3 separate regions of the Mus musculus genome follow, and all the other regions are linked to region 1. Evidence: chromatin contacts called from ENCODE Hi-C or POLR2A ChIA-PET data. All regions are on one chromosome and are shown on one strand. Each heading gives the region's core, a stretch centred on a gene start or an enhancer-like site at or near the end of the contact. The rest is flanking DNA. Distances are from core to core; before and after follow the strand shown. Region 1 holds the start of Puf60 (poly-U binding splicing factor 60). Region 2 holds the start of Zfp707 (zinc finger protein 707). Region 3 overlaps Plec (plectin).

Region 1 (2,878 bases), core at 205-2,704:
GTGGATGCAGCAAAACAAGAGAAAGAGAGAGAGAGAGAGAGAGAGAGAGAGAGACAATTCTCGGGGGCCTTGTGGTCAAATGCTGGCAAAGACGGCTTCAGTGGTGAGACTTACTGCTCGAGACCATCTCAATAATGACACTATCTGTCTAGCATCGCGCTAACCTTTCAGTCTGCATGAACAACAGGGGCTACCCAGAAATGAGGCATCCACTCTCCTCCAGTGCTGTTTAAAGTATTTTATACTCTGCCCTCACCCTTTCTTCTATCATCTGACAGCCACCTAAGGGCAGTCATCAACTCCTCAACTCTCTGGTTGTCTTTCCGAAAAGACCATTTACACCAATAGCGTCAAGCAGCGGAAGCAGGAATTTTTTTTTTTTTCTTTTGAAGTTAGCCCTGATGTGAGCAAGACATACTAGATCCACCCCTCACAAGCTGGAGCAAGTGCCCCTCTCCCATTATGAAGGTGCAGTTCCCAGCTAAGGCTGAGGAATGGCAGCCTGTGTGTACTCTACTCGACCCTACCCTACGGCTGGCCTCCAGGCACCTAGGGCTTAAGTGGTCTCAGCCCTTGCTTCATCCCCTCTGAGTGAGGGTGGCGGCTAACAAAAGTCTGGATTGCAGTGGGGTTAGGTCCAAGAGATAAATAGTCCCTGAAGGAACTCCTGGTGGTAGCCATTCAAGGAACATTCCCGACTGACTAGGGCAGAACCAAGTTCAGCCCTTGGAGCGTCCAGCCCAAGACAAGGGGGTTAGCAAAGTCTTATGATGCCCACCCGGACCAGTGACCGAGGCAGGCACCGGCTGTCGGGTTCCCCACAGAGGCAGTGACAGAATGGCTGTTTGAAAGGTGTGGAGGGGAATGGGGGTTGGGAGAGATGCTCTTCCCCTCCTGCGTGTTAACGGAACGGGAAACCCTCGTCTCTGCACCATGGCGCAGAGCAAATGCTAACGGGTCCGCCCCTTCCGCGTCCCCAACACGGGGCGTAGCCGCGCGGGTCTGGAGCAGGCACCAGGACACCCTAATGCCACCGGACGCCTAGACAGTTGTCGCCCAGTCTCGGCAGACAGGACCGCCCCGCGGGGATCCAGCAGGGCAGCTCCGCGGCCGGCCCACCCCGCCCAGCTGCCGGAAACTGGAGTCCTCGAGCCGGAAGCTGCAGTCGAGCCCCAGCCGTGGCCGCAGCCGCGCGCTCCCGCTCCGCCTCCGCCCCGCGTGCCGGGGACCACGGTAAAGTCCGTACGAGGTCCGGGTCGGGCCGCTGCGCACCCAGGGTCCCCTCCGCACCCTGTCCCAGCCGACGACTCACTCCTCCGAGCTGAGGGCCGCCCCCTGGCCGCGAGGGACTCACTTACGAGAGCTATAGTCGCCGTCGCCATCTTGCGTCCGTCGCGGCCGCCGCGCGCGCCACAAGCATCAGCTCCCTCCGCAGTCTCGCGCGATCTGGGCGTCGGACGCGGAAATCTCGCGACGTACGGCATAGCTACGAGAGCGGAGACCGAAACGCATTTCCGGGGCGGAGCAGGCCGTTAATGTACCGGAGGAGGACGGGGCGGGCCGGGGTTTTGGAGTGGCGACCCGGAGAGCCCTCCCCTGGTCGGGGGGGGGGGGGGTCGACATTTTTGAGTCAGTTCCGTCTGCCTCTTTTCCTACCACCCTATTTTAGTTGAGTCCACTCGCTGAAAGCTCGTAGACTGCGGAGACAGAAGACAAAAAGACTGATGCATCGTCCTTTGCATTGTCCATCTAAAGTCAGGAATCCTCATTCATTTTGAAATATGGTCTCTTTCCTAGTGAGAAAATAGCCGTTGACACGAAGATGGCCCCCAAAAGATGGCTCCCCAGCCTGTCCTGTGGTTATTGTCCTGTGGGCATAAATGTGTACGTTAGTCCCCAAGTCCTGAGCTATGTGTAAATATGTAGTTCATCTGGGCTTTGTGGCCGTAAGGCTGCCTGCAAGGCACCAACCACATCTGTAAGCTCAGGCACCTTCAAACTCCACCGGATAGCCATTCTCGTTTTCCACCCCTCGGGTTTTCAGACTTTAATATAGAGATCTTTAGCAAAACATGGCAGAATATTTTCCTCCCCCTCGGTACCCCCTTTAAACAGGAAAAAGCTCTACTGAAAGCAAACCTAAGTGGGCAGAGAAGTGGAATGCTGGGGAGCCAGGGGAGGGCCTTAGCAGGCTGGTGTGTGATGCTTGTGTCTTGAATTCTCCGAAAATGTGCAGATAGTTTAAAAAAAAAAAAAAAAAAAGTAGGTGCCTCCAGACTTCTATCCCTAATACAGGTTACTAGTCGTTCTGGCTCTGCCAACAGTGCCTGGAGATTAGCTCCTCCTGGGAACGAAGCGCTGAGACCCAGCTTAGCATCTCACTCTTAAGCAAAAGTGGCCAGCCAGAATCACCAAGCAGAAGAGCATGAAAAGAAACCAAGACAACAAAGGAAATGGAAGATACCTAAAGATGTTGCATCCCCCAAACAAGAAAATAAAGATCATGAACTTAGATTTCCCCATTTAAAAAAGAGAAAAATTAAAACGGCCAGGTGTTGGTGGTGCACTCCTTTAATCCCAGCACTTGGGAGGCAGAGGCAGATTTCTGAGTTCGAGGCCAGCCTGGTCTACATAGTTCAGGACAGCCAGGGCTACACAGAGAAACTCTTGTCTGGAAAAACACCCCCCCCCCAAAAAAAAACAAAACAAAATCTGCAAATGAGCGATTCGATAAGTTGAAAAATAAAGTTGAGCTATGTGTGGTGGCATATACCTGTGATCCCAGCACTCCAGAGGCAGGGGCAAGGAGAAGCTCTGTGAATTGGAAGCCAACCTGGTCTACCTTTCCAAGTAGTTCCAAGCAACTGCCAAGACTACA
Region 2 (2,878 bases), core at 245-2,744, 110 kb before region 1:
CAACTCCAGTGAGACCACCTGGGGCAGCATACTGAAGATCATTATGTTTCCCCCAAAAAAGTGACACAATATTGGAAAAGGTTGGTTTACACATGAGTTTTCCTTCCCTATCTTTGGAGACAATACGGGGTCTGACTTCTATCTCCTGGCATACCTTTAACACTCCTTTTAGAATACTACCACCAGCTATACCTCCCTTAAGGTCATCGACTTCACAGCCAGGTTTGTTGACATCAGATGGACTGATAACAATGAGATGGGGCTCTGAAGTAAAGTCTCTTGGGGCCACTGGTATTTTCTTCACTATATACTCACAGACAACTTCAATATTATACTTCAGTTGAGCAGAAATTGGAATAATTGGTGCCCCTTTCTGCTATCGTTCCTTGCACAAATGCGAGATTTTGCTCATATTGTTCCTTAGCCTGACTTTCTTTTACCAGATCAATTTTATTCTGTAAGATCAAAATATGCTTGAGTTTCGTGATTTCTACAGCAGTCAGGTGTTCGGGCCAAGGGCATGATTCATTACTAGCTATCAACAGAAGAGCTGCATCCATCTCTACTGCACTGTTCAGCATCGTAGCCATCAAAATATCATGGCCAGGACAGTCAACAAAGGAAACATGTCTGACTAATTTGAAGTTCCCTTTGGCCCCCAGAATGTATGTAGGAAACTTATCTGGTGTACTGCTTCCACATGATCTGGTCTAGGACAACTTGAGTCATCAAAGTTTATAAGTCTTAGCATGAGCATGTCCAAGCTTGATGGTAATGTTTCTTTCTAGCTCATTTTTGAATCTGACAGTGTGAACTCCAGAAATAACCTTCACCACGGTGGACTTCCCATGAGCTCCATGACCAGTTGTAACAATATTAATTGTAGCTTGTCTGCTGATAACTTCACGTGAAAGTGGTGTCAACTTGGTAACATCCCCCAGCCATCTTGCTCAGAGGGGAAAGGACGTATCTTCCTTTCCATCTGCTCAGCTATCTTATGGTGGGACGAAGGCTGCCTAAACTAGAATTAGAATTACAAATAAGTTTGCATCTTTCAAATTAAATTTGGCATCACAGTGGCCTAAGGGTCCAGTGACCCCAATGAACAAAGTAGGAAATCCTGACCCATGCCACTAACATGAAGCAAACTGGCAAACATCAGTTTAGACAGCCATAGGACAAATTCCAAACAAAGAATGTTGATGGTTCTGGCTGCTTGAGAACTGGAGATAGGTTCTCTGGGGCATGGACATTTCTGATTTGAAGCCAACATGGTCTACAAAGAGAGTTCCAGAATAGCCAGGGCAACACAGTGAAACCTTGTCCCCCAAGCCCATCAAAACAAACACCTCCTTCCAGTGGGCTCAGGAACACACGAAAAAAAACCCACAGACCACCCATATCAACGGAAGGGCTGGGCCCCTGGGGGCGGGCTCGCGCACACTTCCGCCCTTTTATCTGGCCCCGCCCTTTAAGTAGCCGGAAGACGCTTCTGATTGGCGTATTTCCGCTGGAGAGTTGAAGTCAGTGCGGCGCGCACGGGAGTTGACGTTTAAAGGTGCAGGAGCTGGGGAATCCGACGGTGGTGCTGCTTTGGGTTGCTCTGCTCCGCGCCACTGCGCTTGCGCTGAAGCCGACCCTACCCCCGGCATCCCCCGCGGCCTTCAGATGCGCCGGCGTCTTGCTGCAGCTGCTGCTCTCGGCGAAGCTCGACGAGAGCGCTGCTTCCGACGGGGCAGCGCTCTTCCCGAGCGAGCTAACGGCGATGCTCCTCCGGTGAGCTCGGACCCTCTACCCCCAATCCCTGGCCCCGCGCCCACCTGGGTCCCCTTGGCACGGGCGCTCGGGTTTCCTGCTTCTGGCAGGTACCGCGCTCCGGCGGTCCTAGGGTCTCAGTCTGGGTCTGTCTGCTCCTGCTTTCCAGGACTACAACTTTCTGTTTTAGTGTTTCCCACACTCCCTGCTCTCCGGCCTTGAAGTCCAGCCAGGCTTGTGGCACCAGTTCTGGTGTTCAGATGAGAAATATATATTCTGGTTTTATCATGCAGAGTTTGTGGTTGGCAGTCACTACCCAGACCTGTGTTTCCCGAGCTTCGGGTCTTCCAGGTGTGTCCCAATTTGCAGCCTTGCTAGTCGAGTATAGATAAGAATGCATATCAGCACAGTGTAGGTGGTTGGTTAGTTATGTCGCAATGTCACAAGGTTGAATGCCTCTAGGCGCAACTTTTGTGATAGCTGTTAAAATAATTTATAGCCTGACTGGCCTCAACTTGTGCTGACCCCTTTGCCTCTGTCACCTGAGTGTTAAGATTAGTTAGGTTTTTTTTTTTTCTCTCTCTCTTTTAAAATGTTATCTCTTAGCTGGGCAGTGGTGGTGCACGCCTTTAATCCCAGCACTTGGGAGGCAGAGGCAGGCGGATTTCTGAGTTCGAGGCCAGCCTGGTCTACAGAGTGAGTTCCAGGACAGCCAGGGCTACACAGAGAAACCCTGTCTCAACCCCCCCCCCCAAAAAAAAAAAAAGTTATCTCTTTCTATGTTAATTTTTAGAAGTGATTCTAGATACTAGTTCTTTGGCAGAAAACGATTTGGAAATTCTTTCTCTGTTGCTTGCCTTTTAATCTTTCTTTAATCTTTCTAACTCCCTTTTAGAATCAGAAACTCTCTTGTTGGTTTCATTAAATGTTGTTTTGTTTGGCTTGCTTTTTAACTATCCCAAACGGTCTTTGACATAGCTTTTTCGTCAAAGTTGGTGTAATGGTTAATTTCTCAACTTGACGCAATCAAGTAATTTGGGAAGAATGTTTCAAGGGATTATTTAGTTCCGGTTGGCTTGTGGGCATGCCTGTGGGGAATTGCCTTGATTAGCTTAATTGATAT
Region 3 (2,878 bases), core at 188-2,687, 110 kb after region 1:
CTTGGCTGCCATGTTGGTATTGCGGTCACTCCAATCAAAGCCCACTTCCTCCTCTTCTTTCTCATTCAGCCACATCAGCTCCTTGGTAGCTGCCGCCACAAACCCGTGCAAGCTCTCCAGGGACCGGAGGCGGGCCTTGGAGGAGTTCTTTAAGGAGGAAAGAATTAGTCAGTGACTGCGGCTGCCTACCCCTCCCAGCCCCTCCTAGCCGCTTGCAGTCCCCACTCACCAGCAGCTTTGCATACTGCAGGTCTAGGCGACCTAGGCAGTCCCGGTAGGCACCCCGGGTGGCAGGGGAGAGCTGGCTCTGCAGGAGAGATCAGTGGGTAGTCAGGTCTGCAGTGGCCTGGGCCTAGCGCACAGCCACTGCCTCCCTCAGGCATACCGCTTACCTCATCATTCCGAGCCCGCTCGATCTTGGCCCGAAATTCCTCTATAGACTGATGCATGCCTCGGTGGCTGCCCAGCTGGGCCTCCACACTGGGCAAGTCCACGCCCCACTCAGCACTGTCTATTCGACGCTGGTTCTCCTCTACCCAGGCCAGCAGGTCTTGCAGGTAGCGCAGTGTGGAGTCCTCTAGCTCTGGGCGCCTCTGTGTACTCTGCAGGGTCACCTGGGTCACAGGGGCACCCACTCCTGCCTTCAGCCGGAGGTTGTACTCAGTGCGGATGGCTACCAGGCGCTCATGCAGACGATACACCCTGAGGAAGCACAGGAGTTGGGAGGTCAGGCGGGTCTCAGACCTCCTAACCCAGCCTTCCCAGGTAAGGTACATACCTCCGGTACATCTGTTCACCCTGTGGATGCCGCCCATCTTTAAGGGTCTGCACATCATTGAACAACAGCCGGATCATACCATCAGCCTTGTCCAGGTCTCTCTCGACTTCCCCAGCTCGCTGAGCCACCTTGCCTGAGGCCAGCAGCCGAATATCCTGCAAGACCGTCCTGAGTGACTTGGCCTGGCTAACTCTCCTACTCACTGCCTAGGGTTCTCAACCAACGCTGCCCCTTCACCCCTTCCCCCAGCCTAAAAATCAAGGTCCCGTGTGGCTCACAGCCTTGGATTCTCATTCACTCCTTTCCCTCCCAGTGAGCCCACACATCTTCCTAGCACGCTTCTAGACTAATCTGTATCAGTTCTCCCGGGACTCAGGATCCTGTTCAAAAGATTCCCACTAGGTCCAAGGACAGAGACTGTCCCAGCTTTGTTCACAGGAGACTCTGTGCCTCAAGCTCCATCACCTACCACATAACTTCTCCCACCCAGGCTCACACAGCCCTGTGCCTTATGGACCCCAAAGCCCTCATCTAGCCATGAGGCTGGGGTCTCCCTACTCCCTACTCTCTGAGGAAGGAGGGGATGAGGGCCACGCTGGAATGAAGCAGGGAGGCAGACAGTCCTGCCTGGTGGCCAGAGGCCAGTTCTGCTCACAAAAGGAGGTCAGGGTTGGCAGCAGACCAAAAGGGCCCGGTTTTCCCGCCCTAGTGCCACACCCTGGGCCTGTAGCCCAGCAGGCCACAACCCTGGCTGCAGAGTAAGCAGCCCGATGCTCCTCCTACCTCCCTCAGGCCTGGAGGGGTGCCCACCCTACCCCTTGCCCCGCCTCTCTTCTCTCCCTCACCGACTGCAGTAGGGCGTCCGCCTGGTTCAGCTGCTCCTCACACAGCCCAGCCTCCATCTGTAGCTTGCTCACAATGCGCTGAAGACACTCCAGCCTATGGACCAGATCACGGCAGAGCCCCACAGGGAGTCACTCAGGGGCCCCCCACACTGCAGCGTCAGAGGAGCTCCCCTCTGCTCTGGCCTCTCAGCCTGCCTCGGGCGTACTGTCCCGCTGGCCCCAAACACCGAAGCTTGGTCGGGTGTGGGGGGGTTTCCTCCTCAGGCAGTGACTCACCCTAGGGTGGTTCCCCTGCCACCACAGGGCCCCACCCGCCCGCTGTCTCCCGCACCGCCTGCCACCCTCCACATGGCCCACCTCTCAAACTCGCTTCGCAGTTGCTTCTCCCGCTCCAGGATGGCCACATGCAGCTTGCCCCACTCCTTCTCCACATCTAGTGGGTGGTAGCCAGGGGGAATCTTGAGCTGGCCCGCTTGTACTGCCCCCTGTGAAGAGGGGCAAGCTCAGGCCTAAACTGGACACAGGGAATCCTGGATGCTGTGCCCCTCAGCTTCTCCACAACCTGGCATAACTTTGGCTCCTAAGCACTAGGGATAGGCAAGAGCAAGCCATACTACAGAGGCATTGAATTCTGGGGCTCAGACGTCTCGATTTATCTACCTAGGGAATACATGACCCTCATACCCCCCAGCTGTCCCCAAACCAGAAGACACCCCACTCACTCCCCTTAGAAGCACCTCACTTTACCTCCAAAGACTGGTAGATAACTTTGGACCGGTTTTTGTCTGCCTCCTTGGCAGGAAGTTCTGTCTCCTTGAACTTCAAAAACTGGCACCATAGGATCTGTAGAGGCAAGGGGTGTCAGCAGCTACACCAAGACAATCCAAGGATGCCAGCCCAAGTAGGCAGGCCTACCTCAATCTCTTCAAAGCTGGAGGGGAACTTGCGCTCCTCAAAAGCAGCGGTGTGGTGCCGGATCCATTGCAGCAGCAGCAACACAAGCTCCCGGTACTCCTGCCAACGAAGCTGCAGCTCCTAGGAGCAAAGGCCTGAGTGAGCAACCTTCAGGGTCTCGGGATCTAGTACACTATGCACCGTCAGTCAGGGACACCCGTCAAGGGCACCCGTCCACCCACTTACATTGGCCCTCACTCCGTCCTGTGCACCAGGCACGCGGGGCATAGCATCGTACAGGGATGAAACATAGGTGATGATGGACTTTTCATCAGGCTGAGGGACGTCCACATCTGCAGGG

Evidence for each region. Hi-C counts contacts between places; a loop is a spot of excess contacts on that map. ChIA-PET counts read pairs that join two places held with the same protein, here RNA polymerase II (POLR2A).
Region 2: POLR2A ChIA-PET joins it to region 1 with 16 read pairs in embryonic stem cell. The contact joins the promoter of Zfp707 here to the promoter of Puf60 in region 1. POLR2A ChIA-PET finds 5 or more read pairs at or near these places in 3 of 5 experiments (Patski and embryonic stem cell).
Region 3: a map of v-Abl transformed pro-B cells shows a loop between it and region 1 (2.5-fold over the local background). The contact joins the enhancer-like site here to the promoter of Puf60 in region 1. A Hi-C loop is called at or near these places in 1 of 37 maps with a recorded cell type or tissue (v-Abl transformed pro-B cells). POLR2A ChIA-PET finds 5 or more read pairs at or near these places in 5 of 5 experiments (Patski and embryonic stem cell).

What each region holds. Positions count from the first base shown.
Region 1 is chr15:76,079,492-76,082,369 of GRCm38, forward strand. Puf60 (poly-U binding splicing factor 60) reads right to left here and starts at 1,455. Exons shown (of 12, transcript NM_028364.2): 1 at 1,359-1,455. The coding sequence starts at 1,382.
Region 2 is chr15:75,967,629-75,970,506 of GRCm38, forward strand. Zfp707 (zinc finger protein 707) reads left to right here and starts at 1,495. Exons shown (of 4, transcript NM_001347040.2): 1 at 1,495-1,776. The coding sequence starts at 1,669. It also overlaps the pseudogene Eif2s3x-ps1.
Region 3 is chr15:76,188,479-76,191,356 of GRCm38, forward strand. It overlaps Plec (plectin), which reads right to left. Exons shown (of 33, transcript NM_001163540.1): 9 at 2,764-2,870; 10 at 2,539-2,658; 11 at 2,371-2,466; 12 at 1,981-2,108; 13 at 1,624-1,717; 14 at 779-933; 15 at 393-702; 16 at 230-307; 17 at 1-147. Among named protein-coding and RNA genes, the nearest start is that of Plec, 16 kb to the right of the region's middle. Within about 2 kb of position 1,438, at least 2 of the 3 ENCODE cell types and tissues checked have a DNase peak (open chromatin) inside an H3K27ac peak, as active enhancers do.